6 separate regions of the Homo sapiens genome follow, and all the other regions are linked to region 2. A link is a contact called in ENCODE Hi-C or POLR2A ChIA-PET data. All regions are on one chromosome and are shown on one strand. The core of a region is the stretch at or near the end of the contact, and the rest is flanking DNA. Distances in the headings are between cores, read along the strand shown. Region 1 has its middle 78 kb from the start of ZNF608. Region 2 has its middle 81 kb from the start of LINC02240. Region 3 overlaps LOC124901056 (a long non-coding RNA gene). Region 4 overlaps ZNF608 (zinc finger protein 608). Region 5 has its middle 96 kb from the start of ZNF608. Region 6 overlaps ZNF608 (zinc finger protein 608).

Region 1 (3,596 bases), core at 299-2,798, 590 kb after region 2:
AATCCTATTACTATCTTATGAATAGCATAATTATGCTGCATTTGATATTTTGTGGGTAAAAGCATTTAATTTGTAAATATGTAAGTTTCTAAATTACTTTAATGTTTATAAGCCTGTCTTAGTCATTCTCCATTTTTAAGTTAAACCAAGTCTATCAAAAATACAAGGTAGTCTTGGTCTCTCTCCTGTGCTCAAATAACTTGGCCTAATTATGTGGTTGGCTTTACAGACAACTGAAAAACCGTGTATAAAGATTATGCATTTACTTTTTTACAGAAAGTTGAATTGTATGTCTCTTACACTACTCTTGCCATACTCCATCTCTCTCATCACCCTTCCCAAGTCTAACTAGCAAAAAGTTAAGTTACATAAAGTAATATTTTAAAGCTAGTGGGTCTGTGCATTCTAAATACACAAGACACTGGAATGGCCTATCAGTTCCTCTTCTCCCTCCCCATCCCCCACTTTTATTTTACTCTTTTGAGAATCAGTGAGGCCACACTTACTGAGTGTTACTGAGGCTTTTCAGGCCACTTGAATATCTACATCATAGCAATATTGCACCTCAAAGAAACTGTTCTCAGCATAGATGGGAAAAAAATCACTCACTTGAGCAAATGATCGGACAAAATTGTACAAAAACATTTTTAAAACTGCTAGGGTTTGAACATTTATCCCCTCTAAAACCCACATGGAAATTTAATTCCCAATGTGGCAGTATTGACAGGTGGAAATTTTAAGTTGATTGGGTTATAAGGGCTCTGCCATCCTTAATGGATTAATCTATGTATGGATTAATGGGTTCATGGATTAATGGGTTATCACTGGAGTGGGACTGGTGGCTTTATAAAAAGAGGAAGAGAGACCTGAGCTAGCATGCTCAGCCGCCTCACCATGTGATGCCCTGCACCACCTGGGGACTCTGTAGAGAGTCCTAGCAGCAAGAAGGCTCTCGCCAGGTGCAGCCCCTAGATCTTGGACTTCTTGGCCTCCATAATTATAAGAAATAAATTCATTTTCTTTATAATTTACCTAGTTTCAGGTATTCTGTTATAAGCAACAGAAAGTGGAAGAAAATACAAACAGTTGCAAGCATAGATAGTAGTGGAAAGATATATCTTTGTGGTGAATATTTCCCCAATTCAATTCTCAATGACTTCACAATGTGAATGGGTGCTGTGTACTTCAGCTTCCGTGTTTAATGTGCTTATTTGTAAGATGTAAATCATATATACCTCATGGGAGTTGTTCGCAAAATTCAATAAAAATAACCTGTTTACCAAGCAGAGCCCCTACCATGCAGAAGATACTAAATCAGTTATTTTCCTCTCGTCCTCCTTAAAAATTAGTTTCAAAATCCATTTCAAATATTCAAAGCTACTTGTAGACTCCAAAATCTACATTTAAATCAAGAAAACACGGTAAAAAGGTGGTCAATAATGCTGACCCTTAATGAAAGTACCACACTGTTTTGAGAGTATAGATCCCCTCTTCATGGATTTTGTGTCTCATAGCTTCTTATTGCAAGTAAACAAGAGCCTTTTGTGGTAATCTCTCCCACGTGAGCAATGGGAACAGATTGTTTTCAATCTAACACAAACAAGAAATTGCTTAAGTAAAGGTAGTGACTGTATGAATCATAAACCACTTTCTCAGATAACAGCCATTATGTAAGTCTGTGGATAAATTTGACAATTTTTATTTCATTGCCTTTTGACAGCCCTTTAGAAGGGTTTAAGAGAACAAGATCTGACTACAGCTTTCAAAAATTCATCACTGAATATTTGTTACCCTTGCTCCCTGTGATAGCTGAAGAACTAAGATAATGCCCTTCAAATGGAGATAAATTACAATCTTTCAAAAGATTATCACGGGCTTAATCGAGTTTGCTCCAGCAGCTGAACAGCCTGTGACCTTGTTAGTTACACAACAAACATATCTGTTACTTTATGTTTCTATAGGTAGCGGGGTAGAACCTTTAAACTACATGTTTTCTGTATATAAAATGACAGATTTTTTTAGATAAAACAGAAGATGTTTTATTTTAAAAGAATATACCAAGCTACTTCATATATTTAGTGTAATTTTTTAATGATTTGTGTTGAAATAACTTCAGAATTACCAAAAAGTTGAGAAAATAATATAAAGACTATATGGATACCTCTCACTCAGATTCCTCAAATGTTAAAATTTTATAGATGTGTAGTGTGATTTAAAAGAGGACGATGATTCCTGATTCAGAAACAGGAGTCTTGTATAATTCTGTGATAACATATTATATGTCTAATAAAGGCATAGGGATTTCACATTGAAAATAATTTAGGAGAATGTTAGAGAATCCACATTCTCAATTTCTTTGAAAGAAATCAACTGACAACTTTTACATATAAATGTAACTAACTGCAGGTGTATGAACACATCCCAGCATATGGTCCAGTTTATGAAAACTACAATACTACATCTTGGGAAATTAAAGTACTTTTATCCTGAATATAATGTTACAAATAGCATGGAAATCAGCACTTCGGGTGTTCCAGGATGTCAGCACATCAGCAGTTATACCAGAGTGCCAGCCTTCAACAGAAGGGAGGGAGAGTTTGAATGGAATTAATTATTAAATGGTAACATTTAATCCTAGATCCTTATTATGAGTGCCAAGAGAAAACATCTGTGGGTGCTTAGAACAGACAGATTTGGAGCATCCATACAGATTCTGCTAGGTTTGATGAAACCTCCCAGGGAACAAGGTGATTTGGGAAGCTAAACATTTATTCTCCCACTTACACTCATAACCTCTCTGGAAATAGATGAGTCCGTGGTACCAAGAATGACTTTATGACTTACCCCATGTGGCAGAGAAGAAAAGGAAAGGCGCTTCCTTTCCACTTTTGCCGTGTCAGGGCTATTTGAAACGAGTTCAGTGTCCATGGAAGAAAACTAAATATCACTGTATTGGACAATCTAGCAGCAGCTGCCATCTGTATGACAATATCCATTTATTCTGTTCCCTGCCACCTCTTGCATCTCTGTTGCAGTGTTCTTTTGTAAGTGTTCCTGACATTTTGTTTATCTTTCTTTTAAACATTCTGCCAAGATTATGTCTGAAAATGAGGGGAAAAAAAACCCTCCATTTTTCACTTGCTAAATCTGTTACAAGGGAAACAATTCAGTGCCATTCTCAAAATACTAAGGAGCTTTCAAGATACTGAAAATTCTCCAGTAAGTTGCCAAGCAAAATCAGGGCTAGAGTATAAATGTGAAAGGGACAAATAAGTTCTCATACATGATGCTAGTTGGATGGGATCAAACTCTTAATGGATGGCCTATTCTCTCCATTGTTTAAACGGCAGGCTTAAATAAAAACACATTTTCCCTCTTAGCCTCATAAGTAGACACATATATATAAACACTTTCTATACTTCTTAATGAAAGAGAGTCCTTTCTGAGGTACCTGAAGAAATTTAAAAATTTAGTATTAAAATTATTTTGATTCACAAATCATAATTGTGCACATTTATGGGGTACAATGTGATGTTTTGATATATGTACACAACATGGCATGATTAAATCAAACTGATTCACATATCCATCATCTA
Region 2 (3,423 bases), core at 715-3,214:
AAGCTGTAAGCACTTGCAAGTGAAAGGGAGGGAGGGAGAAAAAGGAGTGTGCCCAAAGTTATTTCAATAGGCAAGCTCTAAAGTATTCTAAGGTTAATACTGACTAATTAATGACAGCACCAAATGGAGCCAAAAGCGTGAAGTCTGCAAATGCCTAGTAATGAGGGCAGCATAGATATACCCCACTCCCACTTTCCATGTATGTTTGTAGGTCTGGCTGCAAAATGTAATTGAGGTAAATAGGGTTTTCAACTTATTGCTTATTCTTTAATACTGAGAAAGCATTTGGCTATTCTCTTTTCTTACTTCAAAGAACCCCACTCAATTAACTCTAGTAAATCTTATACCTGGTAGCGTCACCACTAGAGTCCATGACATAGAAATCTTTGAAGGGCATTTATAGAAGGAGGGGGAGACAGAACCACACCATACATTCAGAACACATTCATCTCTTTGCAGTTAGAACTGATGAGCCCTAACTGTTGGGGTGGGCTGGAAGAAGGGGGCTTGCTGTTTTCAACTCCTTATGCTTATGAAAACCAAGGCTCTCCATTCTTAAAAAAAAAAACAAAAAAAAAAAAAACTCTCAAATCCAAATCATTTTTTAAAGCACCCTGACCCTTTAATAAAAAGAGCCAGTAAGATAGCATCTGAAAAAAAGAAAGACAGATTTTAGGAACAAAGGATTTTTTTCCTCGTGCTTTGTTTTCCCAGTCTTGAATTAATCACAGCTGTCTTTCCCCAGCAAAGGTTATTTTTATCTAGCATGCTTTAAATTAAAAAACAACAAAAACAAAGGGAGCAATCTGATGTTCTTCAAGCTCCCAGAGCCCTTGCACAGAAAAAGAAGCATTTGCTCTGTGCAGCTAAGAATCCAGCTTTTAATTCTATCTTTTCTTGTGTTTACATAAACTTTCGTTTGCATTTCAGAAGCCTTATGGAAAGATTCCTGTGGCTGACCCAGGAGTAGTGGTGAATTTCTCCATCAAGTGAGTATTGATGAGCTGCAAAGTTCAGTGAACAGGAAAATTCTGCTCCTTTTATTGCCAATGTGACAGGTTACTTTATTACCATGCCTTTCACAGCAATTTAACAGTTACCCTGGTAACGGATTCAGTGAGGTAATGGGATCACAGGCATTGGAGCGGAGGCAGGCTGGCCGCTCGGCGCAGCCATCTGCTGGCTGCTGTTCCGGAGGCTGTCTGCCTGGAGGAGCCCTGACAGTCACGGGGCCTGCATGGCAATGAGCAGGTGAAACCGCAGGCCTGCCCTATTTAGCTGTACTCTGGTGATTTGTCTTTCTAATTCTATTGAAATAATCATCAGGATTTGTTTCTGATTAATTAACTAACCTTTTGGTAAAAAGATTAGATAACGAAATTGCTGCCTATTCAGAGATAATGAGATTTTTATTACTCTGTCAAAGGAAAAAAAGTACATTTATGTGTCACCAGCCGCTGTGTCAAGAGGAAAAAAAAAAAGAGAGATTTCAGTCTTTGTCGAATGTGTATATTCCTCAACAGACGAAGGGTGTGCTTAATTCTGTAGGAACTCCCCAGCCTCGTTTGACGCCTTTAGGAAGAGTTTTTAAAACAGCAAACAAAGTAATAAACACATTTAGGCCAATAGGCTTTTGGGGAGGGTGCTAATTTGTTTTAAAATGTCTCCTAATGGGAGAGAAACGCTTGGGAGTCTGGGGAACTTGCCTGTACTGTGTGGGTGTATTTATGTAAGTGTGAGAGTGTGAAGAAAGCAGTAAAATCTCCGTGCGAGGCTTTAAAATGACATATGTAGACAGGCTGCTTTTCCTCCGCACTACAGATATGTCTTCGACTTGCAGTACATTTGTCTTCTGGCAGGAGCTGCACTCGGGCAATGGGAAGGGGAAATCATCCGAGCTTAGCAGGCTGGGAGGTCACCTGTGACTGTCACAGGTAGGCTGCCTTAGGAAATGAATTATTCTGACTGGCGGTGAGTAAAAAGGGAAGCAGCCCTTCTCCTGTTTCACTCCAAGACACGCAGCCAGTCAATTTAACCTTTTCTCTTAAGAAGTCACAGCTCAATCCTTTGTTAAGGGGGACTTTCATTTTCTCACTCCTCTGTGCCTTCTTCAATGCTGTGATGCCAAGAAAAAAAAAAAAATACCAACCCCGGGAAAAGCGCTTCCCTTGGATAAAGAGATGCCAAATGCGCCAAATAGGCTGTGTGAGCCAGGCAGCATTGGAGGGAACAAAGCGCAGTATATTTCCAAATAAAACTTCAAAGAGCTACAATATTGTTTTAATTACTAAAACCTGAGGAGGAAACACAGTGCATGTCTCTTCCTTCAATGCAATGAAACGGAGGAGTGGGAGAAAGGGCCAAGTGGCAGGCTGGGACCCAGCTGAGCATTTTGTGAAAGTGTATTTGTGTCACTGTCTTTTCAGAGTCAATGAGACACTTATGTTTCTTGTGATATCCTGTGGCCTTGGCTGCCTCCGTTTGTGTGTGTATGAAAATGAAAAGATTTCAAGTTCTAAAAATGGAAGTTTCTATTCTGAATTTCGTATGGTTCACAGACAAGTTGCAACAGACCAAAGGAAAAAAAAAAAAGAAAGAATGTGCAGGGGATCAAATGTGAACATTCCAGAGCCCACTTTCCTGTCCTGCCTGGCGTTCCCACTCTCCTTCCCCTCTTTATTCCAGTTCCTCCTGCACCTCCAATTGCCAGCTAACAGGCTCCATTCCTGATAACAGATGCTTGACAAAGAAAGAGAAATAAGACATTAAAAAAGAGTAGACTGCTGCTGGGGGTGGGGATTTGATAGCACATTGCCAATGGCTTTTTACAGGAACTTGCTCTCCCTGGCTCACTACCAAGACAGGGAAAGAACAGGGCGGGGGAGGGAGCCTTTGTCCTCAAACTCCCAGTGAAATATAGGGTTAATATTAGCAATTATTATTAAAATTAGCCAAATGTTATTAAATGATCTTTGTATAGAAGAATAAGTATAGTTTTCCCTTTGGCAGACAATGACATCTGCAGCTCTACATTTTCATGAAATGACTATACTTAACAAAAACATTACTTCATTTTCATGGTATTTCTTTTGTGCCTAGGAGCAACCCTGTAATTGTTCACTTCAATTACAACATTACTATTTTAAACCGAAACCCATTTTATCTGCATGCCAGCTTTTTATTTGTTTTACCAACTATATCTATTTCCATTACTGCAAGGCTGATGGTTTGTCTCAAGAGGAAATCAAATCCATTAATTCAGAAATTTCAAGCCCGACTAGCTCTGCCATAAGCAGCATTTCTTATGCTAATAGCAAATGTGCTGAGACTGAAAGGAACTGACATGGCCCTGTTTTTTATCATAACTTAAGCATTTATGTAAGAAGGCAAATCTAATAGTAGTAGGAAACTGTAAGTGTTATT
Region 3 (3,296 bases), core at 766-3,265, 590 kb before region 2:
ATACCCATATAATCTGGCCTAAATCAGAGGTAATCTCACTATTAACTCACTAACATTAACCATGTAATGACCATGAATTTTCTAGTGATTTGTTTTCTTCCACTAAAGATCTTACTTCACTTGGAATTTACTGAACTTTGAGCCAAAGCTTCCATAGACGCGTGTATATTACAATTCTATTCAGAAGATCCACTCAATTGATCTGAGTCACCTAGTAGGAAAGTTGTGTCATGGTGCTCTTGATTTTGGGGATTTCATTCCTGTTGTTGCTGTCTTGTTTTTTTATAAACTATTTAAAACAATGTGATTCCTGGGCCTTCTAAAGATTAGAAGTACAAATAAAACATAATTATTGAAATAGACCAAGTGGGTTACTGCAGTACTATATTAATTTGTTTCTTTTCTCTATTAAGCAAAGTTGACAGTTGTATCAGTTTTCATATTGAACAAAAAGTGTAAGTCTCAATGCATAGTAAATGTTGGAATATTGATACTCTCTAATCTCAAATTACCTTAGTATATCTAGCTTATATGTTTTTGAACATAAAATTATATGTGCAACATTTCTTCAATGTTAAGGACTGTGAGTGTTTCAACCAAATTATTAGGTACTTACTATTTGTGATATTAAGCTGCATTTTATACATTAATTAATAAACCTGTAGGATGGATTCTAAATATTATAACCATAATTTAAATATGCAATGGAATTTGAAACTTCTCAAGTTGTCTGTGTGACCTCAGGGTATGACATGAAGTATCATCTGTTCCAAAGATGACAGGGACCTCACTGAGAAAGGAACTTAAAAGTTCTATCAAATTGGTTATAGTACAGGTTTTGGGGGAGGAGGAGGGAGAGGGGGATAGCAGACGTAGATTTAGAGTATGGGAATTGGACAATTAAAATGGAAAGAAGGTTCAAATATGTTGAGAAGCAAGTCAGTACATGTGCAAAAACAGAAAACACCATGCACATGTAGATTTAGAAGAATTGCTAATACCCGCAGTGTTCCAATGAGGCATAAACGCAAACCATGGCGTGCCCTGCAGGGTCTCTCTGTGTGTTCATTACTTTTAATACCATTCTGTGCAAGCCTCAGAGGAACACAGCCAACTCCCACATCTTGGGGTTAGCATAATCTTGCTGTGGCTGGCACTCAGCCTGTGCTTGACTAAGTCTGCTGATGTTTCTGAGAGGAGAAAAAAAATGGAAAGCATTTGGTTTGGTTGTACAGATTGCTTTCTTTTATAAAGTGGGGGTGGGCTGGTTGAAGTGGTGGCAATGTATGTTTTCAACTGGGCTAAGTCTTGAAAATTACAAAATACAACAAAATGAAATTAATTCTTTTTGTTAATCATCAGGATTTATTGCTGTCCTTTTGGGGGGTGAGAACTTGATGTGGAAACACTGATCATACAAAAGAATTACAATAAAGTTATGACATCTCTCCCATCTTTTCCAGAGCTTTTTTCTGTTCCCTATCATTGCCTGGATAGTGGTTATTCAAATGCTAGTTAATTAAATTTTGGTAAGGACCAATGCAACCAGATTTATCTTAGTCTCTTCATCTTCTGTTCCTAATTTACCCTTTAAGGAACTCTGATTGCAAATCCCATAGAAGAAAAATCAGAGGGTGATGAGAGGAAGGAACAGAGATTGTGCTGAGTTTTATCAACTAGGAAATAAAGTGAAAATGAATTTTCAAAGTGCTGGAAAGGGGCAGAGACACACAGGCTTATCCCCTGTGCTTGAGCATGATAGTTTCACTATAGTCCCTACTTTGTTCATGTGTTCAAGGTATGTTTTTTTCTCTCTCTCCCTCCCCTTTCCAGAGGTCTAAGGCTCTCAAATTGAGAGAAGCTCAAAATATCACATTGTTGGGAAAGAGCTGACTCTGGCTTTCTTCAGGGAATTTAGAGGCCCAGTGACTTAGAGCAAATCACATGGCTGGTGATTGGCTTTGTCTCTGTTTTTATAAGTGATTAAAAAGAAAACCACTTCAATAATCCTCAGACCTCTGCTCTCGCCTGGGATCTCTTCCAACCAGGCCTGCTCAGCAGAACCCCTGGGAGGAGGAAAGCACACGAGCTCTCAGCCAAAAAATTAGAAAAAGCAACAAAGACATTGGAACCGGAAACTTCAGTGTGGGCCAGAATTCAAGGGCAATACCTTTTTCCCTCCTGGTTTGAGACTCACATTCAGTACTCCCATTTCATCTTTAGTTCCTCCTCTCTCAGCTTTCAGGGCCTTCACGAAACCTTGGAGCGTGATTTGATAAACATTTGCTTTGAACACAGAGACAGTGTGGCTCTGAGTTGCCAGTGGACAATGGAGTGACAATAATAACAATGAGATGATTTAAATCGCGTATGATTCTAAAGACAAGTAATGTGTTACTGGGGACAGAAGACTTTGCTCTATCCTGGGGGGGTACTCTTAAATGAAGGAATTTCAGAACAGATTTCCCAAATGAATGCATTTCTTAGTCCCTAAACAAACCATTAACAAAACTTAAATTTATTTAGTATTCTTTAGATTGACCTGTATTAGTTTTCATTCTAACATCCATATGTAGGTTTTCGAAATCTAAATCTAAGTGAGGAAGGCCCTGTGTTCCAGGTCCTGAAGTCTGAATGCCTGTGTTAGAAACCTAGCTCCTCTATCTATTTGCTAAATGATCTTCAGTGAACATATGACCTTTCTGGCTCCTCATTCCTCATTTATAAAATGGAGTAATAATAAGGAATCTGCCCCCTGGGGGTGCTTGAAGAAGTAAAGGAAATAATGTGTATAAGATATTTTACACAGTACCTGCAACATAGGGAGTATTTAAGAAAAATGACTATGTTACCTTTAGAACAGGAAAGTTGCTTTTATGCTTTTCTGTATTCCTATATTATGTAGCGTTTTAAAAAGGGAATAATGAATAAAGGATAGTAGTTCTGGAAGATAGTCATTTAGTCATTTTCTCTAACTCTTTTTTCACCTTACAGGCAGATGATCAAATTACTGAGTCTTTTTGTTACAAAGTGGTATTGGCAGAATATTTCCTTTAGAATATTGTAGTGTGGTTTCCCCTTCTAAAATTACTAAAATGCCAGGAAATTATCCATTCTGGAGTCATAGTGGGTTTAGTGTGCTTGAGACCTTGAGTATTTTCTTGTGTTTATGGTCATATAAATGCAGACACACAGAAAACAAGGTTATATAAAGTAACATTTGTACCTTGAATCATATTCATTTAATGTTTTATATTGCTAAAAAATACATTGTATTGCTATTTTTGTTTCACCCA
Region 4 (3,703 bases), core at 701-3,200, 730 kb after region 2:
CTCTCTCTTGTCCATGTATGTAGCCCCGGTGCCCAGCACATTGGCTGTTACCAATAAATATGTGTTGTCTGAAGGAAGGAAGGACAGAAGGAAGGAAGGAAGGAAGGAAGGAGGGAGGGAGGGAGGAAAAGAAGGAAGGAAGAAAGGAAAGAAGGAAGGAGGGAGGGAAGGAAGGAAGGAAGGGAAGGGAAGGAAGGAGAAGTCAAGTGAACTCATGACTTGACTTCAACCTGACTGAAAACAATCTTCCCACTTCTGTCCCCGCTCCCTCCCATGTTGCTCAAGTCCTACACAGGCACCCAGAGGGAGCTTGTTGCATGGAGTCCGTGCTGTTCTGCCAGTTGAGTAAATAGGTGACAGGCAGTAAACTGAAGGAAACGTTTTTATATCCTTAAAAGTGTTATCTTCGAGGAGCACAGTTTGTAATGCTGGAGTGAAAAGAAGCCTCCTTTCAGATGGCCAGCTTGATGCAGGCAAAGCTGCTAATTTGTTTTCAACTTCAAGGAGATTTAGAGCCTTGGCTTCCCCGGCAGTAGCTCACAGTGGAATTGTTTTCTTGCTCCTTCATGTAAGTCTGCTGCACGGCAATAAGAAAGGCCGGGGTGTTTACTGAACTGGCAGGACCAAATTCTTCTTTTTGCAGACAGACCTGGAGATTTGTTGCCCAGGACTTTTCTGACTTAATGGTGTACTCTTGGGAAAATACACCAATCTTTTTTCATATCTGAGGGCAACCACAGAACAGCCCACAGGAAGGAGCACTAGAGTCCAGTCACTTACCTGTTGGGAAAGGAAGAATCAGAGGGAAAGCTTTTGGCTCATGGGCCCTGGGCAGAGCTGTCATCAGCCCTGGCAGAAGTAGACAGCATACAAAGGAAACACACATCAACTAACACGCACCCTCAGAAAATGCTAGCCAGACTCAAACCTTTGGCAAGTGACACCCCTGGCTTTGCCTGCCAGTCTAGATGTGAGCATGGGAACGGAATGGCAGCCCATTGTGGTGGGAATGGCAGTTCCAAGTTGTCCTTTTCTGGCCTCCGGTTAAGTCCCCCGTCTGTTTAGACTACATTTACAGGAACCTATCAGTGGCACTTAGAAGGGGAATGTAGAAAAAGAAACTCTGCCAGGTGGTTCTATTTGTGCATTCTTGGTCAGCCATTTCATTATTATGTGGATTTCCATAGTTAATTAGATTAATTTTAGTCTATTACAATTTGATGGGATTTTTGTCCCAAAGTGGAGGCCTTTGGGTACTGAGAGTTGAAGTTTTAAGATTTCTTGGTAATGCCTGGATCAACATTCTAGGAATTGCTTCATTGCCAGCTTTCCTTTTTTGGTGGTGGAAAAGGCATGAATAATGCCTTCTTTGAAGCTTTAAGGCACACAATAAGCTAAGAACTCTCTAATTGAACTTTACAAGCTGAAGGGGCTGACTTACGGGCAGCATTTGAACAAACTTCTAGTCACCATAATTTAGTAAGGGTTGGCTGCCAAAAGCCATGTAAGGCTTTATTTGATCCATTTATGAATTAAGAGCCTGCAGTAAATTAATTACCATATATTGGGGCTAATAAAATCTAGCAGGATGAGAACGCCTTTGGGTTCATCTGCAGAGAGGAATAAGGACTGAGAGCTGCTTCCTGGTGTCTGAGTGTTTCTGGCTCGGGGCCTTCTGCAGTGCTGGGCAAGGGTGGTGTTCGTGCTCTGTGTCCACCAAAGAGGCATTTGAGCTAGCTTTTGGCTTTGCAACTGCTGGAAGGCTTTGCTCTATTGATCATAATAAGCTGTTCTGTCTTATTAAAGTTGCATCATGGAGTCTGGTTTTTAGGAGCCCTATTGAGAATTAGTTGCAGAAGAAGCGATTTGCTTGTATTTTCCGACAGTTAACAGGCCAAGCAGATGGGAGAGCAGACCTGAAATAGTTGGGTTGGCTGCCTGCCACTGTTCTATGAATTTTGATTTGCACGGATATGTAATAGTTGTATTTTTCCCTTTTTTGGAAGTACTTGCCTGTGAGCCTTGGGAAAATTAATCCTTGGTTTCCTGTAAAGTATACCCTTGTACGCGAATGTTGCTGCAGTGTTCCTTACAGACCCTGTGCTGTGTCCTATGTCAAACAGATCAGGACACCATAGACTGTGTGTTCAGTTGAAGAGGAGAAGAGGAGAGTTCTCGCTCCAGTTTCCCATGGCTCCTCAGGGAAAAACTGTTTTCATTCACAATTTACTTTGTGTTTTAAGATGTTTTCCCTTTCAAAGGGGGGGATTATTTTTCTTTTCCTTCAGGCTGTGTTCACCAAAATATTGAATAAATGCAAGAAAGGATGTTAAATTTAAGCTTAAGAAAAGGAATTTATAGACAAATGTGAAACAAGCATGAATGTATCTGGGTGAAGATCTGAGTTCTTCCTAAATCAGTTAAAATCTTGTCTTATTAAACATTAAATATATATGCAAAATAATATTTTAAAACATATGCATAAGATATAAGAAACAACATGAAAGCAAACGTATATTTCCTATCACTAGATTAAGTAATAGAAAATTTCACTTTCAGGACTTTTTTAACCCCTCAGTGATCCTTCCTTAACCCTATTGTGGTTGTTGCCCTCCCTACATAGCCGCTATCCTGAATTTTGTGGTTTTTATTCCCATGTTTTATCATATACCTCTAAATTCCTAAATAATGCATTGCTTAGTTTTGCATGGCTTTGCACTTTGCATAAATGGAATCACATATGGTATATTTTTCCAACTTGCTTTTTTCACTCAACATGAAGCATGAGTTCACTGTTAATGCTGCATCATGTTGTTTGAATATACCATTATTATTTATCCATTCTTGTGCCCATGGACTTTTGGGTTGTGGCCAGTTCTTTACTATTTCACACACTTTCTCCTGGTATCTAAGCCAGTTGTTAAACAAACCAATCTACTTTAAATAGTGTGCGGCTATTTTTTTTTAAAGATTTGTTTTGCTAACACGGTACGTCACAAAATATTTTAGGTATTATAGATTATAAAATGACTTTGTTACACACTTCAAAGAAAGTTCCATATTTACACAATAGTGTAAAGGAACAGGAGCTTTGTTTGTCTGCTCTTAATAGCGGTCTAGATAAGTCATTGCTTCTGCAAAATGCATTTCATTAATATTTGTTAAAACTACAGCTTGAAGAGTCAAATGGAATTTTAAGATCAGAAAGATAAACAGAAGGAAAAGAAAACCTCCAAGAAGTGCCTACTTCATTTCCATATGCTGCATTCACCTCTCCTTCTTGGGTTCACAGAGCGTTTATTGTTTGCACTCGCCCCTCAGATGGCTCTAGGCTTCTCTGGTTACTTCTCTCCAGTAGCATTCACCAAAGGCCTTTGATGACATCTCTTTGACTTCATTTAATGTTGAGAACACACTAAGTTCTCAATAAATATGTACCATTTTTCAAGTATGACTTCTGAGACAGGCTTTGTTGAACAAGTAGAATGCTACATCTCTACTTCTGCAGCCCATCTCCTTGCTGCCAGCAGGCCTTTGTGTGGCCAGCTGTCTCATGTCTTTTAGCTCTTGGCAGAGATACTACCTCCCAGAAAGGCATTTCTTGACTCCCTTTTCCAAAATAGTCTCTCTCCTATTACTTCCTAAACCTTTGCCTTATTTTCATCAAGAATTTAGTACTTAAAATTATAGCTGCTTGCTTGGT
Region 5 (3,455 bases), core at 15-2,514, 570 kb after region 2:
CTATGTTACTCAAGTGAGGTTTTCAAATTGCATTTTACTCAAACAAAGCTTTGTGTGTGTGTGTGTGTGTATGTGTGTGTGTCAGAGAGAGAGAAACACATTTTCAACCCTTCTCTACTGTAACCGGTTTATGTCTGAGAGTCAAATTACCCGGTTTGGATGACTGCTTGGTTCAAATAAGCTACATAATTGCAAACTTTCCACTTCGTTTTCTGTTGGGTAAACACAGAGTTTGTGTAAGTCTGTGGTTTTGTAATGCTACCGAGCCCACTCTCCCCAAACTGGTGCAGAGGCCACCAATCTCCTGTCTCCCAGGCCTGGCAGAGCATCACAGTGGCAGGATCGGCCTGGAGTGGTAAAACAGATTCACGCAGCCGCTATTCTCTGAGTCGGGAGAGGTGAGAAACTGCTCTACTATAAGTCTTTCACATTCTGGACTTGGCTAGCACCCTTACAGGAAGTGTGCAGGAAGCCTTCTGATTGGACCACAGAGTTAACCTGTGTACTGGGAACTTTATTTCTGATCTACACACATAAATCTACCTCACCCCACCTCTTCCATTCCTGTGAAGTGCCAGGAGCTAGCCCAAATGCTCAGCCTTTAAGCCACTACCAATGCTATCATCTTAACCTTGGTGTGCCTCAGTTTGCTCATCTGTAAAATGGGGATTATAATAGTACTACTTCATGAGGGTTTGTGATGATTAAATGAATTAATATAGTCAAAGTGCTGAATCTGTACCTGGCATTTAGTGAACCCTGGGTACATGTGATCATTACTCCCTTACCACGCCCTCCTCGCTCCTTAACCACCTCCAGGGTTGGTCCCACTGCCTTGATTTTACCGTAACTCACGGGTGTGCTCTGATTCTGGGTCTCTTCTCCAGCCGAAGGCCCTTGCAACTTGCCTAATGCTTTTGGGCACTTATTCCAGAGTCCTACCAATTTCCACACCAAGCATGACCTTTCTTATCACACTCTCCCAGGCCTCCACCCTACTTCCCTGACCAGCTGCTCCATGCAGTTCCAACACTAACAATATTCAAGTTTTGGTCTTGATGACAGGCTCTCTTTTTACATCCTAACCTGAGGGGAGACTGCCCGTGGCACATGTGGCTTGGAAGTTATCTGTTGGATAACTTTCCTCATCTTATAAAAGATAAAAGTGCTGGAGCCATGTACAATCAATCCCTTGCACCCCTCTGCCCCCCGTCCAGCTCTAGAACGGATATGGGGATGAAGCCATGTCTCTTGCCCTGAAACATACAGGATGTCAGTAACAGAGCCAGAAACTGGGGCCAGCTCTCGGCTTTCCCATGGCTATGTTCTACCCACTCAACTATAATGCCAAAAAAAAAAAAAAAAACCCACAGACATTTCATCAACCTGTCTCTTCTGTCAAATTGCGTTATTCTCAAATTGTGTAAGCCTTATGTAAACAATATCACTTCACACATGGGGTTCCATAAGTACATTTGCTGCGAGGTTCTCACACAGCAGGTTTTCTATAGATGGATAAATAAAAAGTGCCAAGATTTCAAACTTAAGAAAACACTTAAAGGGCGGCCATCCAGCAGCATTACAGTCATTTTTTGCCCTGAGGCACAGAAGCATGAGTTCTTTGCAACTGGACGGTTCTAGCTGTTGCTCATTACCAAGTGCTTCTAGGCAGATGGCTTCCCTACTCTACTAATCCACTGAGACCAAATGGCTGATGGATCTGATTTTTAAGGCACATAATTTTTATACTCTTGCTGCATTTTTCTTCTTTCATTTTCTTCTCGTCACTCTTCTGCTCCCCCACTCTCTCATTCGCTCTTCAGAATAACCACTATCTCTGTCCTCTCTCTCCGTTTTCTCCACTCCCTCTCTCGTAAACAACCCATAGTACTGCAAGTTCGCACATGTTTATTTGAAACTATTATGTCTAGGGAAGGAGAGTCTCTGTTAAAGCTCTCTTAAATAATGCAAATTCATGACCTAAAAATGGTCCCCCATCTATCTGATGTATATTTATAAGGTTGCTGGATTTTTATTGTTTTTTGTGCAAAGATGGAGTTTCCTCCTACTAGTTACTAGCTAAAAGTCATTAAATTAGCTTTCACTGTAATAAAATGAAAGCATTTACTTGATTGTTAAATAATTTAAAGCAGGCTCACTAAGGTATATTGCCACAACATAATATGTTGTAGCACAAAATGAAGATGCTAAAACCCTGACAAAGAACAGCTTTGGAATTCAGCAGCAGGTATGATAGTATATATATGTTATGCTGATTAAGATGTTATGTTTTAAAATAGACTTTCCTGCCTCCAATCTCTTCTCTATCCAATCTAAACCACAGTTGCCACCTTAATCCTACAGAAACATCACTTTACATACCTTTCAGAAATCTGCAGCTTCATATCATTTAGAGCATCGTTCTCCAGTGAGCATCAAAATCACCTGGAGGGCTTACTAAAACAGTTCGCTCAGCCCCATTCCACCGTTTCAGATCCAGTGGGACTGGAGTGGGGCCTGATAATTTACATATATAACATGCTTCAGGTGAGGATGAGGCTGTTGGAGTAGAGACCACACTTTGAAAAAGCATTGACATTGAAACCCAGACTTTCAGTTTGATTTTAATGCCCTTTTCTTTTAATAATATGGCCTTTCTCTATTCTTTGAAATGGACATCCATAAGTTCCTTTCACAGAGACCTGCTATTTTGGTGAAACTCTTCTCTTCTTTACCCCCAGAACAGATGTTGCCACCAGGATTGAGATAATTTCTGCTGTTTAAAACATACACTTACTCTTTCTGTAAAACTCAATCCCACCACTTCCGTGAGGTCTTCTCCAGATTCTACAGGATTTCAGGATTTCTTTCATCTGTGATTATAGTAGTATTGGCTTTTCTCTGCTGTGTATTTGACCATGGTATAAACTGCCTGGTATTATTACTTATCTATCCATAAATGTGATCAAGTAAACTAGTTTGCAGTACAAAGCAACCAATAAATTTGAAGATCCTAGTCAAGGTTTAATTTATATAGCAAAACAAAAATTAACTGTTTTTTAATTTGTTGTTGTTTTTAAATAACCATGATAATGGTTAGTCACCAAGAACTCTAAAATTGTACCAGCCGTCCTCCTAGTAGAATCAAATTGGCCACATAGTGATTCCACAAAGTCCACTGCTATGTGCTGCGCAAAATCTTTCACTAATTCATCAATATATGATTTTTCCCCAGTGCTTTTTCTAGATAACATGACTAAGTAATAAAACTGATTTCCACAAGCCACACACAAATAAATCTTCTAATGGGGAGAGTTACTACAGATGCATATTCCAGTTTTTTATGCATATAAGTCCAGAGGTGGATTTACCGTGTAATGAAGCTTAATCTTCAGGCTCATCATTTGCATCACGGCTTCATCATGCCCTTTTGTGGCTCAGTGAGAAGCCCTGAT
Region 6 (3,750 bases), core at 595-3,094, 710 kb after region 2:
ATCTTCAGTTTCTGCTTCTATAAAACAGGAATGTTGTGAGAATTAAAGGAGGCGGAAAAAGTCTGGTACCTTAGACCCTTTGTGAGAATTTGCCCATGTTGTTTTCTCAGCAAGCTGCAAAGCGTAAATTGCTTTGATCATGGTTCTGAAAGGAAGAGTTGTCTCCATCACATTTACGAAAAGGCAGAATTAGAAGTGACCAAAATTCAGTTGTTACAGGTTTGTCCTTTAGGGATGGAAATTCAGCCTCAATGATTAGTTCTGGAGAAAAGATCAGTGCCTAATTTAAGGAAATGGTTTTTAAAGCTTCCCCTGCTTTGCTAAAGAAGCAGTGACGTCAGGCAGAAAAAGGGTGGTTAAAATGCAAAGTAAGAGACTGCAGCAGTGGTCGCCTCTAAAGAGCTGTGATTTCCCCTACGTAGTAGTGGAGTCTCTTTCTAATGCTTTTTAAATGAAGAGGTGACTATGGGCAATCTCATAAAACAGCCCAATACCAGGATATGGAGAAAACGTGAACATTAAGTAATCGTGCCCCAGCATTCTCATAGACTATAACAATATTGGCTCTGAGCAAAGTAAAACACCATTCCCCCTCTGGTTGTTGGTGATCCCGGGATTGAGGGGTTAATAGCAGGATCGGTGTGGATATTTTTGGCAATAGACGTGAGAAAGCTGTGGCAAGCTTCCCTGTCAGGGTTTAGACCTGATCCCAGGTAAAGGAGGGAATCTCTCTGCCTTCTGGAGGCTTGCTTCTCGGCAGTCCTGGGTTTCGCCTTCTCCTTCTACCTGGCAGCAGAGCCACCTGAATGTCTCTTTGTTGGGTCTGGGTGGAGCAGGAGTGCTCGAGGGAGCACTCTCCAGCCCTACCCTGGCCACCTATCCTCACTGGCTGTCGGTTTCCTGGTACTGAAAGCATCACTGACCAACACAGTGAAATGCCCCAGTGATGAAAAGCTGTCCCCACCAACACTCCAGCTTTGGATCCTTCCTTGCCCATCAGCACTCAGGAAGCCCTTGAAAGAAGGTGAACGGAGAAAATATTGCCAGGGTTTCCCTGCAGATTGCCCGCCCCCAACCCAGCCCTCTGATTACACACACTAAGTGCCGCTCTCTGTGTAAATAACCTTTTCTTCCCTGCCTCCCTTCAGCCTCCCTGCTCCCCCTCCCATGCTCTTAGGCTCTCTCGCGTGATAAATAGCCAGGCTACTGCTCAGCATGCACTAACACCTGGGAATAATCATGCAAAAATAACAGTGAGAGACTGCCGCGCGTCTGTTCTTGACATTAACTTTCCTCGGTTTGACAGGCTGCCACCACCAGCTGTTAGACTTATGGGTCTTTTTTTTCCAGTGGAGATGGCTGCTTTCCTGCTTTCCTCTTTTTTTGGGTTCTAATAGGTTACATCAGTGTCCTATCAAGATGACAGAAAAGAGCTTTGACAAAGAAACCATTGCTAAAACAGGCCAGTTCTCTATTCTGATATTTTATTCCAGTTGTTAGTATTATTAGACTAATAATCCCCCACTGATTTTTAAATGAGGAATATCTGATTAGAACTATATTAGTGTTTCTCCCCTCAGAAAGGGATTTGTTGTTGCCTCTTGTGAATTGCCTTTGAATGTAGCAAATACTAGCATTTGGTCCCATAGGGCCAAACCACCTATCGATTTCAGGTCTCAGATATATTTGTAATAATGATACTAATATTGACAATAGCAATAGCCCCTGTTTATTGAGTGCTACCTTCTACCAGGCCCTGAGCTAAAGTTATTTGTATGATCTTCTGTAGTAGTCACATGAGCCAGATGTTATTTCCGTTTTACAGATGAAGGCACTGATTCCCCAGAGCGATCAAACTACTTGCTTAAGGTTTTGTAGCTAACAGTAGAGCTGGATTCCAACCCCCAGTGAAGACAGATCCCTGCCCCACCCTGTCTTCCATTAACACGCTACTTTTTGCTCTCAGGCCACCATGAAAGTTCCTTTGGTTGTAGTTCTACAATTATCCTTGTAATTTTGCTATATTTGTATGATTATCTGACCAGTGTCACAGTCTTGCCCACTACACAGTCAGTCCAGAAGGGCAGGGACCTGGTCTGTTTGGGCCACTCTTGTTCTAGCAGGTTGCACGGTGCCTGGCAAATGGCAGGTGTGTAGTAATTATTGGGTGGATGTGTGATAAGAGTTGAGGTGAGCTGACTGTTAGGGCAGCAGTGCATGAGAAAAAGCTGCAACTAGAGATTAGGAGGAGGAGATTCTGTAGTAGTACGGGACTCATCAGGGCCTTCATGGTGATCCCATCATTGCCATAAAATTGTAAAATGGAGGTGGGTTAAGCCAGTTGACTGCTGCCAGATGTCAGTGTATGAAAGAAGCAGTATTTCCCCAGGCTGAGCTTCTCAAGGTTAAGCCCCCTTTCTTGTATTTTTAACATACTTTAATTGCACTTAACCATGCATTTGGAGGGGATTATAGATTTATGTTAAATATAGTAGGATATAAAAAGGAGCTTTGGAAGGTTGGGTGCAGGGTTAGGGAACTATAATATCAGACCAGGGACTTTTAAGCCAGTGTTTACTGACCTAAGCACTATGCTGAGCATTCACTTTGCACGGATTATCTCACTGAGTCTTCACTGCAACGCTTGTGGGGGTAATTGTTATTATTACTCCCATTTCTTAGAACTAGACACTGAGTCTTAGAGAAGAGAAGCGCGGTAACTTGCTCAGGGTTCCACACAGCAAGTACTGACAGGGTCAGCATTTGAACCCAATTCTGTCTGCTAACAGAACCAGAGGTTCAAGTCCTGGTATGCTGCCTCCTCACTGGAGGGAGTCCTTGTGGAAACTGTTGCCACCCTCTGCCTTAATGACCTTCATTGGCTGAAGAAATTATGGTTCAGTGTATGGATCACTGACCTGAGAAACCAGGGTGCAGTGGAGTTGATCTTTTGTATAAGGCAAAAATAACTACTGAAAATGCTTTAAAATCCTCCTTTACATATGATACATGTGACTTCACGTTTGACACTGAGATACACAAGAGAACTGAAACCTTTTGGGGGGAAATTCTTACCTAGCAGAAAGAATTGGCCACACTCTTTGAATTACTTCCCTTCCACCCTTCTTCTGTTTCCCAGTGTATGTTGAACTCCTGTCAATTTTCTGCTTGTGGGATGCCATCGTTTTATGTGTACCTAGGCTGCCACTAGAGACAGCTTATTACACTTGTACAAATATGGGCCACAGTTTTCTCTCGACTGAGTAGGTTGGGCTAGGCGACATTCTGTGATTGTTTCAGGCAGAGGGTGGAAGCACAAACTCCAGCATTCTCTGGTTGGGCAAGTCACGTGGCAAGGCTGCAGTGAAGCTCAGTTCTGTCAGTTGATGCCATGAGGAATGTGGGCCCAGGAGAGCACATAATCCAATAATTATTTTACGAAATAGGAGAAATTTAAATTCTTTCCTAATTTATTAAAGTGTTGCTAAAAAAAACTGGAATGTTTTAAAAAGTAACATACCTGCCAAATAAAAACACCTCTGGGAGTGGCTGTAATCCCCACCTGCAAATCCTGTTCTTGCTGGCGACCTCTAAGGAAGAGGGGCCTATGGTAGACCACACGGGGAGACTTTGTGCTCCACCTCCTCCCCAATCCCGACATCTCACAGTGAATGGGGAGAAACTGCGATTCTCCTCTCATTTGGTTCTCCTCTCACTGGTAGTGCTGGTCTGGTACCTATGGGAGTGGCA

The links. A loop is a pair of places that touch in the nucleus more often than their neighbours do. ChIA-PET counts read pairs that join two places held with the same protein, here RNA polymerase II (POLR2A). Pooled maps may share reads with other maps.
Region 1: a map with no recorded cell type shows a loop between it and region 2 (5-fold over the local background). The contact joins two enhancer-like sites. A Hi-C loop is called at or near these places in 1 of 168 maps with a recorded cell type or tissue (endothelial cell of umbilical vein), 4 of 37 single-sample maps with no recorded cell type and 4 of 50 pooled maps. POLR2A ChIA-PET finds 5 or more read pairs at or near these places in 2 of 52 experiments (MCF 10A and Panc1).
Region 3: a loop to region 2 is called in a map of chondrocyte, with 2.8 times the contacts of the local background. The contact joins two enhancer-like sites. A Hi-C loop is called at or near these places in 3 of 168 maps with a recorded cell type or tissue (Calu3, ascending aorta and chondrocyte) and 2 of 50 pooled maps. POLR2A ChIA-PET finds 5 or more read pairs at or near these places in 1 of 52 experiments (MCF 10A).
Region 4: a map of ascending aorta shows a loop between it and region 2 (2.3-fold over the local background). The contact joins two enhancer-like sites. A Hi-C loop is called at or near these places in 2 of 168 maps with a recorded cell type or tissue (Calu3 and ascending aorta) and 1 of 50 pooled maps. POLR2A ChIA-PET finds 5 or more read pairs at or near these places in 2 of 52 experiments (Caco-2 and MCF 10A).
Region 5: a map of MCF 10A shows a loop between it and region 2 (7-fold over the local background). The contact joins two enhancer-like sites. A Hi-C loop is called at or near these places in 1 of 168 maps with a recorded cell type or tissue (MCF 10A). POLR2A ChIA-PET finds 5 or more read pairs at or near these places in 4 of 52 experiments (MCF 10A, OCI-LY7, Panc1 and 1 more).
Region 6: a map with no recorded cell type shows a loop between it and region 2 (20-fold over the local background). The contact joins two enhancer-like sites. A Hi-C loop is called at or near these places in 18 of 37 single-sample maps with no recorded cell type and 5 of 50 pooled maps. POLR2A ChIA-PET finds 5 or more read pairs at or near these places in 2 of 52 experiments (WTC11 and activated B cell).

Annotation. Positions count from the first base shown.
Region 1 is chr5:124,823,013-124,826,608 of GRCh38, reverse strand. No RefSeq gene overlaps it. Among named protein-coding and RNA genes, the nearest start is that of ZNF608, 78 kb to the right of the region's middle. Within about 2 kb of position 1,548, at least 2 of the 41 ENCODE cell types and tissues checked have a DNase peak (open chromatin) inside an H3K27ac peak, as active enhancers do.
Region 2 is chr5:125,410,677-125,414,099 of GRCh38, reverse strand. No RefSeq gene overlaps it. Among named protein-coding and RNA genes, the nearest start is that of LINC02240, 81 kb to the left of the region's middle. RefSeq lists an enhancer at 1,935-2,434. Within about 2 kb of position 1,964, at least 17 of the 41 ENCODE cell types and tissues checked have a DNase peak (open chromatin) inside an H3K27ac peak, as active enhancers do.
Region 3 is chr5:126,001,315-126,004,610 of GRCh38, reverse strand. The region is part of intron 2 of LOC124901056 (a long non-coding RNA gene); the gene reads left to right. Among named protein-coding and RNA genes, the nearest start is that of LINC02039, 180 kb to the left of the region's middle. Within about 2 kb of position 2,015, at least 14 of the 41 ENCODE cell types and tissues checked have a DNase peak (open chromatin) inside an H3K27ac peak, as active enhancers do.
Region 4 is chr5:124,675,843-124,679,545 of GRCh38, reverse strand. The region is part of intron 3 of ZNF608 (zinc finger protein 608); the gene reads left to right. Among named protein-coding and RNA genes, the nearest start is that of ZNF608, 69 kb to the left of the region's middle. Within about 2 kb of position 1,950, at least 12 of the 41 ENCODE cell types and tissues checked have a DNase peak (open chromatin) inside an H3K27ac peak, as active enhancers do.
Region 5 is chr5:124,840,456-124,843,910 of GRCh38, reverse strand. No RefSeq gene overlaps it. Among named protein-coding and RNA genes, the nearest start is that of ZNF608, 96 kb to the right of the region's middle. Within about 2 kb of position 1,264, at least 3 of the 41 ENCODE cell types and tissues checked have a DNase peak (open chromatin) inside an H3K27ac peak, as active enhancers do.
Region 6 is chr5:124,704,330-124,708,079 of GRCh38, reverse strand. The region is part of intron 2 of ZNF608 (zinc finger protein 608); the gene reads left to right. Among named protein-coding and RNA genes, the nearest start is that of ZNF608, 40 kb to the left of the region's middle. Within about 2 kb of position 1,844, at least 9 of the 41 ENCODE cell types and tissues checked have a DNase peak (open chromatin) inside an H3K27ac peak, as active enhancers do.